Regions from separate parts of the Mus musculus genome. Here region 2 is linked to region 1. A link is a loop called in an ENCODE intact Hi-C map of the cell type or tissue named here. Cell type or tissue: left cerebral cortex. All regions are shown on one strand. Each heading gives the region's core, and the rest is flanking DNA. Links, peaks and the distances in the headings are about the cores only.

Region 1 (8,080 bases), core at 1,075-6,074:
TTTGAACACAAGGATCCCACCCACTCTGCTCCATGCCATATCGAGCCTCTTCAGAATTTATATATACATTTACATTTGTTCCTCTAAAAATAATGTTCGTAAAAATAAGAGCAGGCACAGAGAAAGTGTGGTTAGAGAAAAAAAAATGTTTATCTGGAACTCAAGAATTTGCCGATTCTGCTGTTTGTAACTAACTATTCCTAGGCATAAGTTTGAAAGCATGGCGTTGAGGACCACCTACCAGAGGCCCATGGCTTAAGGGAGAAATGTTTGAAAGGCATCCACACAAATCAACCTGAGGCAAGGCCACATTTCTCTGGACTATCACTAAGAAGAAACTAATAATAATTAGGAGAAAATTTAACCAGTATAGAGATAAGTGCCACAAAACAGGGATGTAAATGCTTTCAAAAATATTAAAGGGAAATAAGATGGGTCATTTTCTCTTCTCCCTCCTGATTGATGGGTAACTCTTCCCATTAGAAATAATATTTGATACCTGCCAGACTAGACCAATTATGTTTGACCAAGTGGGTATCTTGTACAGCATATCATCTACTTAGAACTTACATATGTACTTCGAATCTAATTCTTCAATCTGATCTGATACAAAAGCAGGCATACACTGCCATGAAGACTAACTGGTCTTTTAATCTGTCGAGGAAATCAAAATAGTCTTGGAATTTTAGTACTCAATGGCATATATAATTCCACGTCCTATTTCCTGGTGAGTCTTTGTTTTAATACATGTAGTTGAGGGCAGTTGATAAGGAGTATAAATAATTGGGTTATATGCTTGGGGCTTAATCCTAGTTCTGCTCCCAGTTACATAGCTAACTTTTGACAGATAATTAAAGAAGTGAACAAATGATTAGCAAGGAAATACATGGTGAACTTCTTGGTACTTCGGTTTTCCCTTCTGTAATGAGGGCAAGAGTAATGTCTATCTTCGGGCTGGGAGCATGAAACAGTGGATCAAAGCACTTTCTGTGGAAGCATGAGAAGCTGAGGTCAGATGCCAAGCATCTAAGCCAGTGGCAGTGGCTCATGCCTGTAACCATAGCACTCAGGAGTCTGAGGCAAGAAGATTAAGAGGTCAAGGTCAGCATCATCTATACTGCAAATTTGAGGCCAGTCTAGGGCTAGAGGAAACTGTCTCAAAAAACTAGAAAACAATGAAAAACAAAACCAAACAAAAGCTCCCTAAGTCTCAATGGCCTGTATATAAACACCTATATATAAACACCTATATATAAACACCTATATATAAACACCTACATATAAACACCTACATATAAACACCTACATATAAACACCTATACATAAAGACCTCTGCGATCCTAGGACTGAGATTGAGGGCAAGATCACTACACTTGCTGCCTGCCAGGTGAGCTCCAGATTAGTTGAGAAACCATGTCTCAAGAAAATAATCCAGAGGATGATACAGGAGAATGCTCCATGACATCCACCTGTGCACATACATATCACACAGACACACAGACACAGGCACACACATGTACACATATACGTGCTCAGTAGATAATATCTACCTCACAAAATATCACAGCACAGGTTAGTTTCCTTGCTGTTTCTCTGGCCTTCATATAGAACAGACTTTCGAGACCAAGACAGATTATTAGAAAGTGACTTGTTTATCTCAGAGAGAGAGAGAGAGAGAGAGAGAGAGAGAGAGAGAGAGAGAGAGAGAGAGAGAGAAGAAGAAGAAGAAGAAGAAGAAGAAGAAGAAGAAGAGGAGGAGGTTCCAGTGAACTGTCAGAAGAGATTGGTTCCAAATCACATTATGAAGATGAACCATAATGCAAGAGGATCCTGCCATAGATTCTGGTTGCTGGCTATCCTGGGAAGGGATGTGTGTGGTTTTTTGAGAAAAAGAGTTCCTTTCTATTAGGGTAATTGTAGAAGCCAGAAATGGATGACATATGCAGGTACCTGGGAAAATAACTGCTCCTTCCCAGAGGAGATCTGACTAGACCAACAGTGTCCAGGATACTGCTGTCATCTTGAATGATCCCCTTTTTTGTTTATTGCCAATTTTCAACTTTCCTTTATCCTATATAGGCCTATGTTCAGATATCTCTTATTTCAAAAATACTTTACACACCTAAAAATGTAATTCTTATTGAGAAACTTAATGAGAAACTAAGTCATTTTACAGAGATAGAAGATGGTACTTATTTTTAAACAAAAACAAAAAACTAAAACCAAAAACAACCAAGAAAAAACAAAAAGGATGTCTCAGTCATCATAAAACTGTAAAGCTTATCATAAAACTGTAAAGGCATCATAAGTTTGAAAGACAGAGTGTAAGAAGTATGAGCGAGGAACAGTCTAATTTGAATGCTTCAAGCTGAGATTTCTTGCTGTTGAGTTGTTTAGCTGGGAGACATCACACCTTCATAAAACACGCTGCTTGTGATATTCTTGATGCTTTTAGGATCTCACACCGTTAATTGCTCATGCAAGGATCAATTATTTTTCAGAATACTTTTAGGATTTTTTTCTTAAAATAAGACTTTTAATGATGCTAACTTCATCAAAGAATTGTCATGTATCACAAATGTATGAGACTAAATGTGAAGATTTAGGAGATTTTGTAGGAATTAAATTGTTAATTTCCATTACCTTTTTTATTTAGAAAACAAGTTTTGTGATCTATGTGAGTATGTAATCTGGTTTAAATTAACAGTAAAACACATAGGATGCGGATTTTGCCTTTATCTCCTGAAATAACATTCATAGAAGGGCACTGGTTTTTTTTTTTAAATGGATTATCCGTTCAGACTCAGTCGCTGATGCTTGCCAAGCTGTCATCACGATTGACAGATGCACAGTTTAGAATTAAGAAAAAGAATTTTCCATTGAAATCATCCAAGATTGAGGTCAAGTTGAGGTTAAAAGGAAGTCATAAGTGTTTAGGATTCATTTCAAATCTTTTCTGTTATTAGCGTTCATGCAGAAATATCTGTCCTTAGTGACACCAGGGCTATTTCAGAACTCCACAGTCACAAGATCACTTATAGAAATGCTTATGACACTCTCCACTGTAAGTGGCAGAATATTTTCTGCTGATCAAAGGTCCTAAAGGAGCCCTGTTCTCTTGACTTTTTGGAGACTTCACTCCCAGAGGAGCATCTTTCACGGGTCTTGGAATTGCTCCTGGTCTGGAATAGCAGGACTCTTGCTCCAGGGTGATACCCATAGTGTTTGTGCCCAGCTCAGTGGTTTACACTGTTGCTTGTCAGTTGGCTGGGTTTATATTTGTTAAGATTTTAGTCTATACTGGAAATTAGCATCTTCTAGAATATAGGAGTTGAAAACAAGCAAGCAAAATGAGGCTGTCTTTATTCTTGGAACAGAAGGTTTTGTGTTTTTTTTTTTTTTTTTAAACCAAACAGTTATGTGAAAGTTGAAAAAAATTCAAGAAGTGTTAGAACCTAAGCATAGTCTACACTAGTGATTCTCTTACTGTAGACATACTTCCCACTGGGAACCAAGTCTAGGTGTTCTTGCCCACTTACCCCAAATAAATATGGACTGTGTAGTTATTGTAGCAAGGCAAAACTGTCTGCTTAAAGATCACAGTAGGCTGTAGTCTCTACACTGAGAAAGACACCTGCTCCCAGTAAGTCCTTATGGCTGCTGAGTGGGCAGGACTTGAGCTGAGAGGCTAAGGGATGAGGAGGTGGGATATGTTAATGAACCGTTCATCCACACAGGGTAGGTTTGAGAGCCAGGACTGAGATGAAATGATAAAGTTGGCCCTGGGAAATAGGTATTCGTGGCCTTTGATAGGCACTCTGAGATTATTTGCAAAATCAATTGAACGTGAACTTATCTGCTGAGAAATTCTCCCTTTACTGTTATGGATGCTCTTTTTTTTTTTCTTTAACAGATTTTAAACTTTACATTTTGAAAACAAATTCTATTTGAGTTAGCAAACATGCAAGCAATCAGATGCAAGTCCATAAAACACAGGAGTCAAATGCAGTAATAAAGAATGCTCTGATTGAAACTTCTGAAGAGCCTAGGTTATTGTTAAATGTATAGTTGTCTCGTTAGGTCAGGACCACTCTCTCTTCTAGCTGTCGCCATGTTTTTCATGTCATCCTCACCCACTGCCAAGACACCTTACTGGGGAGCGGCTGAGGGATATGCTGTGCAAACACATCCAGACTCACCTGCCTTATTATTTAATCAGTACCTAATTTGAATTTGAAGGTCAACTAGACCAAATCATAGGCTCATTAATATTAAAATCAAAATCAATTAATACCCAGGTGCACACCCGAGCTGTGTCCCTTTGGAACTCCATGAAAGTCACGCCAATGCTGTTTGGCATTTATGAGGTAGGGTGTCACCTGAGAAAGGAATTCTAAATCCTTAATCTAGTTTCAGACCTCATGGAGGTCAAAATGACTGGAGAAAAAGAAAAAGAAAGGGAAAGAGAAAAAGAAAAAAAAAGAAAAAAAAAGGAAAAAGAAAGCTGGAGGAAGATCAGCTATGGTAACAGAGCCAAATAAGAAAGGTGAGGTCACGTTGAGAAAGTTGAGTGTAAAAGGTGATCGTTGGTGGTGCCATTATCACGGGTAGAGTAGCCAGCCATGCTAAATTGCTCTATTTCTCTATTCCTTACCTAAATTGCTCTATTTCTCTATTCCTTACCTAAATCACTGCAGAGAAATAAAACATTGTGCCACCTAGGAAATTGCCTTATTCTCCACCTTAATATGAACTTTCTTAGTCCTTTTCCTGCCCTTACTAACCACCATTCCCTCCTGAGGCCTTCATCCTGATACCCACCCATCATAGCAGAAGCAAATCCGTACCCTCCTCCAGGTCAGCATGTATAGAGGGTCTGAATGCACATCAGTGCCTCTCAGATGCCCACTCTTGGACTGTCAGTCTTACTAAACATTGCTGGAAGGTGGCTGCCCTTTGGTCCTCCGGTGAAGAGGAAGGAACAGCGCAAACAACACGTCTCTAGCTGCCACCACTGCTTTATTTGTGCCTACAGTTAGTGACCCTGTTTCTCAATAGGGAGCTCAGGCAAAGGGAGAAGTAGGGACACTATGTTAATGTGACCCCCACAGGTGATACCTAAGTGAGCTTGAAGCATTTGTCTTTGTTTATAGAAAGGGCATGCATTCGTTTTAGAACATTGTTCCTACAGGAAAGGATGAAAACTAAGAGCACATAATGATTTCCCCTTCAAGGATTAAATTGCAAACATTTTTTTTAAAGTCTATTCTGTTGCTTCATTTAACGGAGGGCCATGAATATTCTCTTGTGTCTTTAAATATGCCTCAGAGGCATATGACATTCTATCATCTGGTGTCCCACCATTTACACTATCAGAGCCCTAACATTGAATTATTCAGTTATTTACAGTTTTCTCCATTGTATGTGGCTCCATGCATGTGGCTTGTGCATTTTAGGTGTGTGTGTGTGTGTGTGTGTGTGTGGTGTATATGATCAGTTCTTCATCATAAATTTCTGATCCTTTGGTCATTTACTAGGCAAACAGTTAAAATATCTTCCTTGTTTGTATATATTTTCTTATTTTTAAAAGCAAGACATAACTACTATATAAATAAGGAAAAAAAGAGAAAAATATAACCTACAATTTCAATTCTGAAAAATTAGCATTTGTAAAATACTGATAAATAAACTTGAGATATTTTTCTCAGCATCCACATACACTTATTAAGTTTTATTTCTTAGGCTATTCTACAATGCATATCTGTTTGAAATTACCATTTAAACATGAACATGGATTTGAAATTCCACTCCGATTTTTGATCCCTTAACTTCTTGTACCTTTATTTCCTAATAAATAAGCCCACTGTACTCACCTAATCTCCACTTTAATTGCTTCTTGGTTCTGTTACATTTTGAACAGGCCACAAACATTCCTTACCTCTCGTAAATATTAGATGGTTTCTGCAAGAAAATGCTAATGAATAAAAAAATGTTTTGTTTTTTCAGTAACTTATGTAGTTACTTTTAAATGTATGTTCATTGTAGCAAATTCAAACAATGCAAAGACAATAAATAATATAAAAAGCAATCTATTTACCCTGATATAATTAATATTTGCATTGGTGAATATTCTTTTGTATACCTCTGAATATTACAAATACACAATATTATATTAACAAAGTATACTACATAACCTATAAAATATGGTTTTAATGTAATTTTCTTTTGTTATTTATTTATTACCTTCCAATTATTTTCAATGTAAAGAAAAAAAACCCTAACCATTTAATCTTGGTTTTCAGTTTTCCAGGTCTAAATTTCATTTGTATATTGACTAAATGGTGTGATCACTGGCATGTTATTTAGTCTCCCTCTACCTCAGCATCACCATATATTAAATAATAATGATAGCAGAACCTGTGTTATATAATACTATAATACTAGCATCCCACCCATCTGGAAAGTGAGACATTTTAACTATCATTAAATAAATGTTTGTTCATTTATAAACATTGTATTATATTCTCCATATATTTTTGAATATCACTTTGTTATGAGCAGCAAACTTTCATAGAAATCACTCTCAGTCTCTCTCTCTCTCTGTAGATCTAATTCATCCACTTTAAAGCCCAAATCATGGCTCATAGTTCAGCTGTATTATAATTTATTCAGCGATTCTCCTATGATGAGCAAGCACTTTCTTTCCATTTTATTGCCATACAAACAATGTTGCAATGGCTGCTCTTGCCCATAGATTGTCATATGCTAGTGCTTTTATTTGTATGGGAAAGATTCCAGGAATGTGAACAGTGCTTTCCGGAGTATGTGTTTTAATAGACATTGCCAAAAGCTCTGCCTCTAAAGGCTGTAAGAAGCCATATTTCCATCAGCAATTGCTGCTTTGTTCTTTCTAACCTTTTCCAGCTGAATGGGTATAAAGCAACATGTCTTTGCTGTTTTTAAACACTAGTATTATCTCAACTTTTCAGGTAATAGATCCAGGACATTGAAAAACACACACACAAAAAAAAAAAAACACAAAAAAACAGAATTTGAAAACCAAGCCTGCCTGAACCCAAATTCTATCTGCTATTCTGTCCCTCAAACCCAGCTTTGGGAGCCAGGAGGGGGCCTTCCTTCCTGATGGAGCAAGAGGCAAAGGGTGAGGAACAGGACGGGAGAAGAAGGGCAACCCAGGAACACTATTCCATGAGCAAAGTGCACAGAGCTCTGAAATAAGGCATCAGGGAGAAAGAGCAGTTTGCAGATAGCTAGCTAACTCGTTCCTCATTAAGACCCTGACACTATCGTGGTGTCAAGGTTATGATGGCATAGAGCATTCAGATATGCTCCTCACAAGCAGACAGCCCAGGCCTTTTGCATCATATTCAGGCTTCCTGTGCCTCCAGGTGTACCATTCACTTCCTGTTACTTCCCCAGTGCGTCATAGGCGGAAGTCTATGTGTTTGAGTTGTTCAGCATTCTGTTAAAACCCTGACTCCATTGTAAAGCCCACAGTCAGTCCCTATCCCACCCCTTCCTCCTCTCCCTTCGCTCTCCCTCCTTCCTTCCATTGTAGATTTTCTGCGCAAACATTTCAATGACAGCAGTTATCAACACACACATTTACCTTTCTCGGCTTCTTCCCGCCTCATTCCTCAATGCTAAACTACCCTGCTTCCTGTGCATTTGCTTATTGAACTTCAAAAACCCATGTTGCTCTGTCAATGTTAGACGTCGTGCGTGGCACGTCTAACCTACCTGGATACACACTGCATAAGAGTAGGCTTCAGACCTCATTGTTCAGATGCCCGCTACAAAGGCCCACACAGAACAGTCAGTCACCAATGCTTATTTAATTTAACCAAGGAAAAGGAAATGATTGTACAGTTCTGGTGATGAAACTCCAAGTGTTTCTTAGAGAATTTAATTGAGAACCATACATCAGAAGAAATACTTCCTATTAACTTTATAAATACAGGTGAAAAAATATCTGATTTTTTTCCTCAAGAGAATGAGCTGAGTGAAGACATAAAAACAGAATCTGCCACAGAGAGCATGCAGTGCACAGCTCTTTTCA
Region 2 (8,080 bases), core at 1,976-6,975, 140 kb after region 1:
GGAACATTTGAAAGCAAAGGTTTAAATATCAGCCTTATAGCCTGACTTCCTCTTTCATAGCCATGGATGTCATATCTAGAACATAATGGCAATTATTTACTAGTTAAGAATGTAATATAAATGTAAATGTTATGCACATACCTGCACACATGCATTTTATGGCACATAGGAATAATGGTGTCATCTCCCTACCCTATAATCCCCTAAGGAGAAAATGATATTTGATTTCCTTTCTTCTTTTTTAGCAGCCAGGAGAGAAACTTAACTTTCACTTTTTCAAAATCTACCAGGGTCATACTGGGTACCCAAACTTTCTTTCCATTTTTAACTGTGACAAGAATAAAAGAGAAAGGATGTGTGTTTGGCTGACTGCTGCTAGCGTGCTCCTGCTGCAGCGAGGGATGTATTGCCTGGCTCTTCTCCAGGGCCATATTTCCCTGTGCAGACGAAACAGATGAATTCTAATAGAAAGATGGAAAGGCCTAGAAAGGGCCAGAAATCTACAAAGAGGGAGACTAGACAAGGAGTAAAGGCAAAGAGAACTTGGCATAATTAAATGATGTAAGTCTCCTCTTAACCAATTTTGTTTGTTACATTCTCTTCGCTGTTTCTTTTCTTTTCATCACCCTCCTTCAGTGAGGCTCAGGCAGAGTTTCCCATCATGTGATGAGGGAGAATGCAAAGGAAGCACAGGAAGTGGGAAAACAAGCCCAGAGTGGAAGCCATTGAGGATTACCAGACTCCTCGTGTGCATCCAGCCACCCGAAACTGTTCCACACAGGGAAAAGCAAAGGCCTGAGGTGGTTGGCTTACTCCCAAGCTCTGAGAACTGCCATTGTAGTGAGAGGTGCAGTTAGGAGAAGCCCAAGCCCTGTCATGGAGAGTCTACAGGAACAGGAGCAAACACTCAGCCATCTTTCCTTGGTGTTCAGCAAAAGCGGGACGTGATCCAGTTTTGAAAGTGACTCCATGTCAGTATGGTATGAGAAAGTTGGGCCAGTGCCAAATGGATTCTCTAATCTGTGATCTTGATATGAGGAAGAGAAGGGACAATAGAGAGCAGCCATTCTGAAGAAAGCTCTAGAGAAAGAGTACATAGATAGATCTGGGCTCTGCTGGCCACACTCTCCTCTAGTCACTATTACTTTGTTTCTCGTGATCCCTAGAGGCAATTTACCAAGCACAAGGCTTTGTCCTCAATTACCTTGGGTCAATGTTCTCAATTCTAGCTGCATGATCAAATTGTCTCGGGATCTCTACCCTTCCAAAAAATAACAAAGGAAGGGAAGTTTATAAATGGCAGGCCTGTCACATTTCCAAGATGTCAAGGTCATTAAAGACAAAGAAAAACCAATAAATTGTTCCAGATCCAAGGAATCTATGAAGACAAAACTAAATTCATTGTAGACCCTGGAAAAGAACCATAACTAGTGTTAAAGAATGTCCCCAATTGATCTTGACACTATTGCTATGGAAACGAGAAAGGATGAGCATTTGGAAAGGTTCATGAAAGACACAAATGAATGAATTATGCTTCATTTGCCTTTTTTTCCCCCTATTTTTTAATTTAAGAGGAGATCTTTATAGATGACCCTGGCTAGCTGGCCAGGACCTTGCTGTTATGTAGACCAATCCTTGAACAAACTCACAGTGAATCTCCCCTCCCCCATCCTGCCACCATCTCAGACACACACACTCCCACTCTGATCCAGTATGGGGATTAAATGCATGCAACACCATTTAGGACTCATTTTGCATAGTTAAAACATATAATCGGAAATGGAATGGTGGCTCAGTGGTTAAGAGCACTTATGATTTCAGAGGAACCACGTTCAATCCCTAGCACTCACATGGCAGTTCACAACAGTCTAGAACTCTAGGTCTAGGGGATCCAACACCCACTTCTGATAGCTGTTGAGATAGGGTATGCACGTTGTGCACAGACAAACACACAGGCAAAACACCAATGAGTATAAAATTAGATTTTAAAAAATTTAAATTATTGCATTCAGTGTGTTTGCATGGTCATGAAGAGGTCAGAGGTCAGAGAATAGCTTGCAGAAGTCCATTCTCTTCTTCCACCATGTGTGTGGGTTCCAAGGATGGAAACTGGGTCCTCGGGCTCAGTGGCAAGTGCTTTTCCCCACTCATCCATTTTGGTGGACTTGTATATTATTTGAATGCTAGCATATTTTAAAAGGAAAGAAGGAAGAGAGAGAGAGAGAGAGAGAGAGAGAGAGAGAGAGAGAGAGAGAGAGAGAGAGAGAGAGGAGAGAGAGAGAGAGAGAGAATATCTCACCATTCTTCAGGCCATCTTCCATCATTATTATTATCCTAGGTTTAGGAACCTAGTAGGTGTACTTTTCACCAGCCCCTTAGATACTGTTGAATTCTGTAGCAGTATGTGAGTCTCCCTCCTAGAACACAACAGTAAGTAGATGGAGGACTTTGCCTCTAAAATCATTACTTTTCCCCTACGAAAAGGGATCTGATGGCATCTTAAAATTACCACAGGATAGCCCCAGCCTTGGACATGCGTATGTCTACCCTTAGCTTCCTTTTCAGGCAGATTTCATCTTAATCCTACAGAAGAGAATAGCTCCTTCCCTGTAGAAATTGGCAAATACTAAAAAGCAACCTCTCCTAGCAAACACAGCTCTAAGGAAATGAAACATAATCTGTTTTCATTAATAAGGAAGTGGCAAATGGCTGAGCATGGGTATGCAGAAGAAAAGCAAGAGGTTGGTAGGAATGCACCCCTAAAAGCAAAGGGGGGAAAAGCAGGGAAGGTTAAACAGTGCAAAAAAAGATAACTCAGTTTGGGATTCAATTTTAATGGTTGCAAAAACAAGGCTCTTGGCTATTTGCATATAAATGTGCTGGGTGTGTGTGTGGGGGGGAGTCACAGTTCTCAGCTGTGCATTTTAACTTTCTCCTTAAAATCTGTTTCCCAAAGCAGCTGCAGGAATCAGCTGCAAATTCCAGATCTAAAAATGACAGTCACATGGTTGAATTGGGAAGGAGACAAGAGGAAGGCACTAAGGATGCTCCAGTTAACCCATTGGGGCCTGCAGCCCATCTGTGTTGCTTGCAAGCATTTATGAATCTCAGTACCCATGGTGCACTGTAGAACAATTAGGTCAGAATTGCTGTAGGCTACAAGACTGGGGGTTGATAGGTATCCCTGGTCTATGAATTTCCCAGTCTATTAGAATCCATAGTTTTGATCAGGGGTGAGTTTGCAATTGTCTTGCAAATGGCAAGATAGGTCAGCAGGTTTGAGGGACTAGTCTCAGTGGCAACTACTCAGCCATGCCATTAAGCAACCTTAGACAGTGCTAGTGGGGTGGTAGGGTGTGGCAAACTTACTTATAAGACAAGCTGGTAGACTCTGCTGGAGACCCAATCTGCCATTCAACATTATCTTTGGCCCAGTTGCACAGTATCAGGATGCTTAACAGACACAACCACTCTTCAACTATAGCACACAACCCTCGAAAGAATTACAATCTATCTTGTCTTGATTTCTCTCAGCAAGGTTGCAAGATGACTGTAGCAAGCTGATGTGGCAGAAGGACACCTAAGGCAGTGACACAGGCAGAGACCCTGGCCTAGGATCCTAGAGAGTCAGAGAGTGCATGCTGAGATGCAGAGGACCAACTCCAGTTCTTAAAACTCTCGGCATTCAGAGATATCCAGCTATTTTAAGGGCCTTTTGTCTATACTGAGAATTTAAGAGGTAATGCAGAAGTGCCAGTTGTCGCTGGGGACACCCATGGCCCATGGCCTTGCATCAAGAGGGAGCTGACCCCTAAGCAAGGACTGTGATATAGTCACTCAGCATGAGGCTGGCAAAGGCTGGCTGGCACAGGCTCTCATTTTAGAGGCCAAGGCATATGTGAACCTATCTCTGTTCAGGCCTGCCAATCACAGCTGCACAACGTCAGAGGCCAGGGGCAATTACTCTGAGTCTAAAGAAACTGGGCTTGGATCTGGTTTCCTGACCCTGACATCTGCTTTCCTGACCCTGACGCGTGGCTTTCCACTTTTACATCTAATTCCTACCCCATGCAGGGTGGAGCCTCTTCGGTGTTGCATCTGCAGTGCCTGACACAGCATCCGTCCGTGTTCAAAATTATCAATGGGTAAACAGGGAACATGTGATGCCAATTTGAGGCGACATCAGCCTTTAGGTTATGAGTGTCCACAATCGACTGGTGACCTTCCTCATTAGCATGCAGAAGGGCTGTGGGTTTTGATTTATTTATTTCGATCTATTCCAAAGGATCCACCCATGTTTTCTTGCTGTATAGAATTCTGGCCAGTGATGGCACATGCTATTTCTTTATTCATTGCCCCAAAGCAGATGGCTTAAGACCCTGTATCTTCATCCATAAGGATTAATGGGATTTAGGAAGGTGTTTCCAGTACCTTCTGTCTTCCCCAAAGCAGTGTGACTGAGCTGGAAGGTAATGAACTGAGAGGCTCTTCCCTGATGCCAGTCTACCAGTCAGCTGAGACCAGCCCACCCCACTGTCAGATGCTGTTTTCTATGCTCTAGAAAAAGATGCTCCGTTCTTCCTACTCCACATTTAAAAAGAAAAAAAAAGAAGAAAAAAAAAAAGCCTTCCAGGGATTAGCGTGTGAGAAATGAGTACACATGGCTCCAAAAACCCTTGCACCTGCCTCTCAGGTATCTCTGTGAAACACAGGTTTGACACTTTGTGTGAAATGGAGTTGGAGAGGAGGCTGAAGGGATGCTACATAGCAATTGAGAACTTGGAAGCCCTGAGCCTCTGTAGCCAGAGAAAACAGTGTGGCCCAAAGAACCATTTTGTCACACACAGTGCAGATAGCTAACTCAGGCATTGTATTAAAGTGCAGGCTCCAAGGCTGGGGCTCCCACTCCGCACTGCTGACAGGCTGCATGTGAACACGGAGTAGCTGGACTACAGAGGGAAAGAGCATAAAGCTTCAGGTCATGATACTCAGGCTCTTTTCTTTTCTGGGCTTTTCATTAAAAAAGAAAAAAAAAAAGGGTGTCACATTCGAGATGTAGCTATCAAAGATGACCTCCTATCCATGCACTGATCTCACAGTGTCACTGGTACATGCCTCCCATTCAGAATAAGAGGCGGAGGTATGTCCCCTCCCTTTAGGATGGGGCTGAGCTTGTAAACACCTAGAGAGTGGTTCTGTAACGTTGTAAGAGAACATATAGTGGATACACTTTCAGCAGTGCTTCAGCATGGTCCTCTCGAGCCCCAAGACATCACTGTTAGGGAGTCCAGAAAGAAGCCCTCCCCCAACATCCTAGAAGCCTCTGTCCCACAGGCTACACACATTGAGCTCTGACTGGTAGCTCGCACCACTTGCTAAGCATGTAATTTGTACTTCTCAGAAGGCCTTCAAATCTGTGTTGAAAGTGGAGCCTCTCCCTCTACTCAGCTCACCCTGTCTGAAAGTATGTGGGACAGATGTGGGTGGTGCCTGTGGCTTCGGGCCAATACAGACTGATGACTGAATCAATGACCACTGCTCCTGTAAACCTCAGAATTTGAGGATAGTTTTACATATACTGATAGGATCTGGGACGTGGTGAACTCTGAATTTCACTCTGAGTATCCTCTCTGCACAATTTGAGCACCTTCTTCCTTATGCTTGGACTACATCTCCCAAGCTGCAGAACTGTACACCTAATTGCTTACCAAAGAACCCCAGCATTCTTGAATCTTTACTGCCACCTCCCTCCTCATGATCACCCTGTCCCAAACACCCTGGTCTACGTTTATTTGGTATAGTCATCAATTTAGGTGATGAAGGCAGCATAGCTTGTCTGAAGTTCCAACAACCGATTGGTGCTATTGACAGACTGACATTTCTGTTCTTCCCATCCCACTAAATCTCTCTACCATTGCCCCACTACAGAGATTTATGGCCTTAGTGTCATCACCCTGACAGATTCTAGTTGTTTCTGGATGCATCCAGTTATTATGTTGTCACTGTCCTCTAGGATTATAGTATACAGAACTTGGCCTCACCCACTCTTCACTGCCCCCCCCAACTTTGCTTTGACAGGGCCAAAGAAGAATATTGAATGCCCTTTTGTCTTGATGCATGTCATCATTATCGTATCATCATCATCATCACCATCACCATCACCATCATCATCATCCCCCCAAGGCCACTGATCAAACCTTGTGTCCTGTAGTAACTGCCTTGCTCTATTTTTGTGCTTCAAGAATGTTAGAGTTTTGGAATGCTCTTTCATCTCTGGCACTCTCTGTGGCCTCTCTAGCAAGGAGTGTTTCTGTCATTGGTCCTTCCCATACCCTCCTCAGATAATGGTCCACACTGAACTTTGAGTGTGTGTGTGTGTGTGTGTGTGTGTGTGTGTGTGTGTGTGTATGAAACCTGAGTGGTTTTTTTCTTTGTTTCTTTGCTTGCTTGCTTGAGATAAGGTTTCTATATATAGCCCTAGCTGCCCTGGAATTCACAGAGATCTATCTGCCTGCCTTTGCCTCCTGGATGCTAGGCTTACAGGTATGTGTCGCTATCCTTGGCTATCTTTAAGGTCTGGAGCATGTCAAGCATGACAGTATTCTACTACTGAGCTATATCCCCAACTGCTGAGGATTTTTTTTTTATATCTCTGTATCATAATCTCTAGTAAAGAGCCTGGAAGAACATAATAGCTACTTGATCAATTCTATAAAAAAAATAGTGAAACTGTTTGCTGCTTCTTGTGGTTTTGAATAATGAAATGAAAATTTGTAGTAAAGCATTTTTGTAAACAGATTCATAAATGTGTAGTATAATATTAAGTGGTGTCTAAAAACTGGTTCATCAGGTCATTCATTCCAAATTGCTCAAAAAGTGCCTATTACTTAGCAAGTATAATTTTATACACAAAAGCAATTATGGTGAACAAGCTAGATCCAGTTGGCAAAGTGTAGCAGGAGAGACAGCAGCTATGCAGAGTTGCACAATCAGTCAAAACAGATGAGTACCACAGAAGAGGAGGAAACCATGCTGTGAGCAGATACAACATTCACTGTCCTTTGTCTCAGTTAAGTTGACTTTATTTATATCTGTGAGCTCTTTATATGATGTAGTGTGAGCATCCTAAGAAAAATCAGTGATTGGAGTCAAGGGACCTAAGGATTCAGACACAAGTCTCTGACATCATTAGGGATCCACTCAAGCAGAGTCTATGGCAAGGACTTAGGTGCAGATGGCTTATGTATGAGGAAATGTCATGAAGAACAAAACAGGGAGTGAGGGAGAGAAGAAAGCTGAGCAAATATATGTTGTGTTTACTTGAGTGAGGGTCTGGGACACAGAACCAGGCTCTGGTAATATATAGGATACACTTGAGAATCATCTATGGGAAGTTCTTGAAGCAAAAGCTCAGTGACCTCAACAGCCCTACAGGCCTTATTTGCACCACTCTTCCAGGCTCTAGCTTTGAGAATCTGAGTAGGCTTGGGAGTGGGAGTTCTCATGTACTGGAGCTCAGCCAGGGAGCAGCATCAGCAACTATCACCTGGAAACTGCTAGAATGCAAAGTTCAGGAGTCATCTGCGAGTCACTGAATCGGAAGGTCTGAGGGTGGGTGGGGTTGGTGAGGATTTAAAGAAAGCTTCCCAGGGAACCTGAAGCTCTCTATCAAGGGTGTAAACTCATAATTAGAAAGCAAAGAAGGAAAGAAGAGATGGTGGGACCTGAGGTGAAAAGGTGATGCTGAGATGTATCTACTACTACTTCTGGTAAACTCAGATTGGTCATGAGGCTCAATAATAAGGTGGAAACTTATGGTAAAGTGCTTTGGCAGCTGCCTTAATGAGGGGATGTATAATATTAGCTGGTATTTAAAAGTCTGGCTTATTAGGGGGCTTCTGGCGAGTAGCACTTTAAGTGTTCAAACTGGGATTGTTAGGCAACTGTGGTTGTCTAGGGAAAGAGCAAAAAAGACAAGGACTGTGGAATCCTTGAGGTGTGCTGAGCTCTGAATGTTTGTGCCTGACAGGTTTCTTTGTTGTGGGCTGGAAAGACAGATCAGCAGTTCAGAGCACTTGCT

What was found. Hi-C counts contacts between places; a loop is a spot of excess contacts. Peaks named below come from ENCODE experiments on the same cell type or tissue, not always from the same donor. Only the 100,000 strongest peaks of a DNase experiment are listed, where the experiment ranks them.
Region 2: a loop joins it to region 1, with 11 times the contacts of the local background. A loop is called at or near these places in 2 of 42 quality-filtered maps.

What each region holds. Positions count from the first base shown.
Region 1 is chr2:142,261,253-142,269,332 of GRCm38, forward strand. All of the region lies in intron 13 of Macrod2 (mono-ADP ribosylhydrolase 2), which reads left to right. Among named protein-coding and RNA genes, the nearest start is that of Gm25583, 620 kb to the left of the region's middle. In left cerebral cortex, for the core only: no CTCF peak of the experiment used is centred there; a DNase peak (open chromatin) is centred at 3,640; H3K27ac peaks cover 433 bases.
Region 2 is chr2:142,400,557-142,408,636 of GRCm38, forward strand. No RefSeq gene overlaps it. Among named protein-coding and RNA genes, the nearest start is that of Kif16b, 500 kb to the right of the region's middle. In left cerebral cortex, for the core only: no CTCF peak of the experiment used is centred there; DNase peaks (open chromatin) are centred at 2,950, 4,473, 4,824, 5,240 and 1 more place; H3K27ac peaks cover 3,051 bases.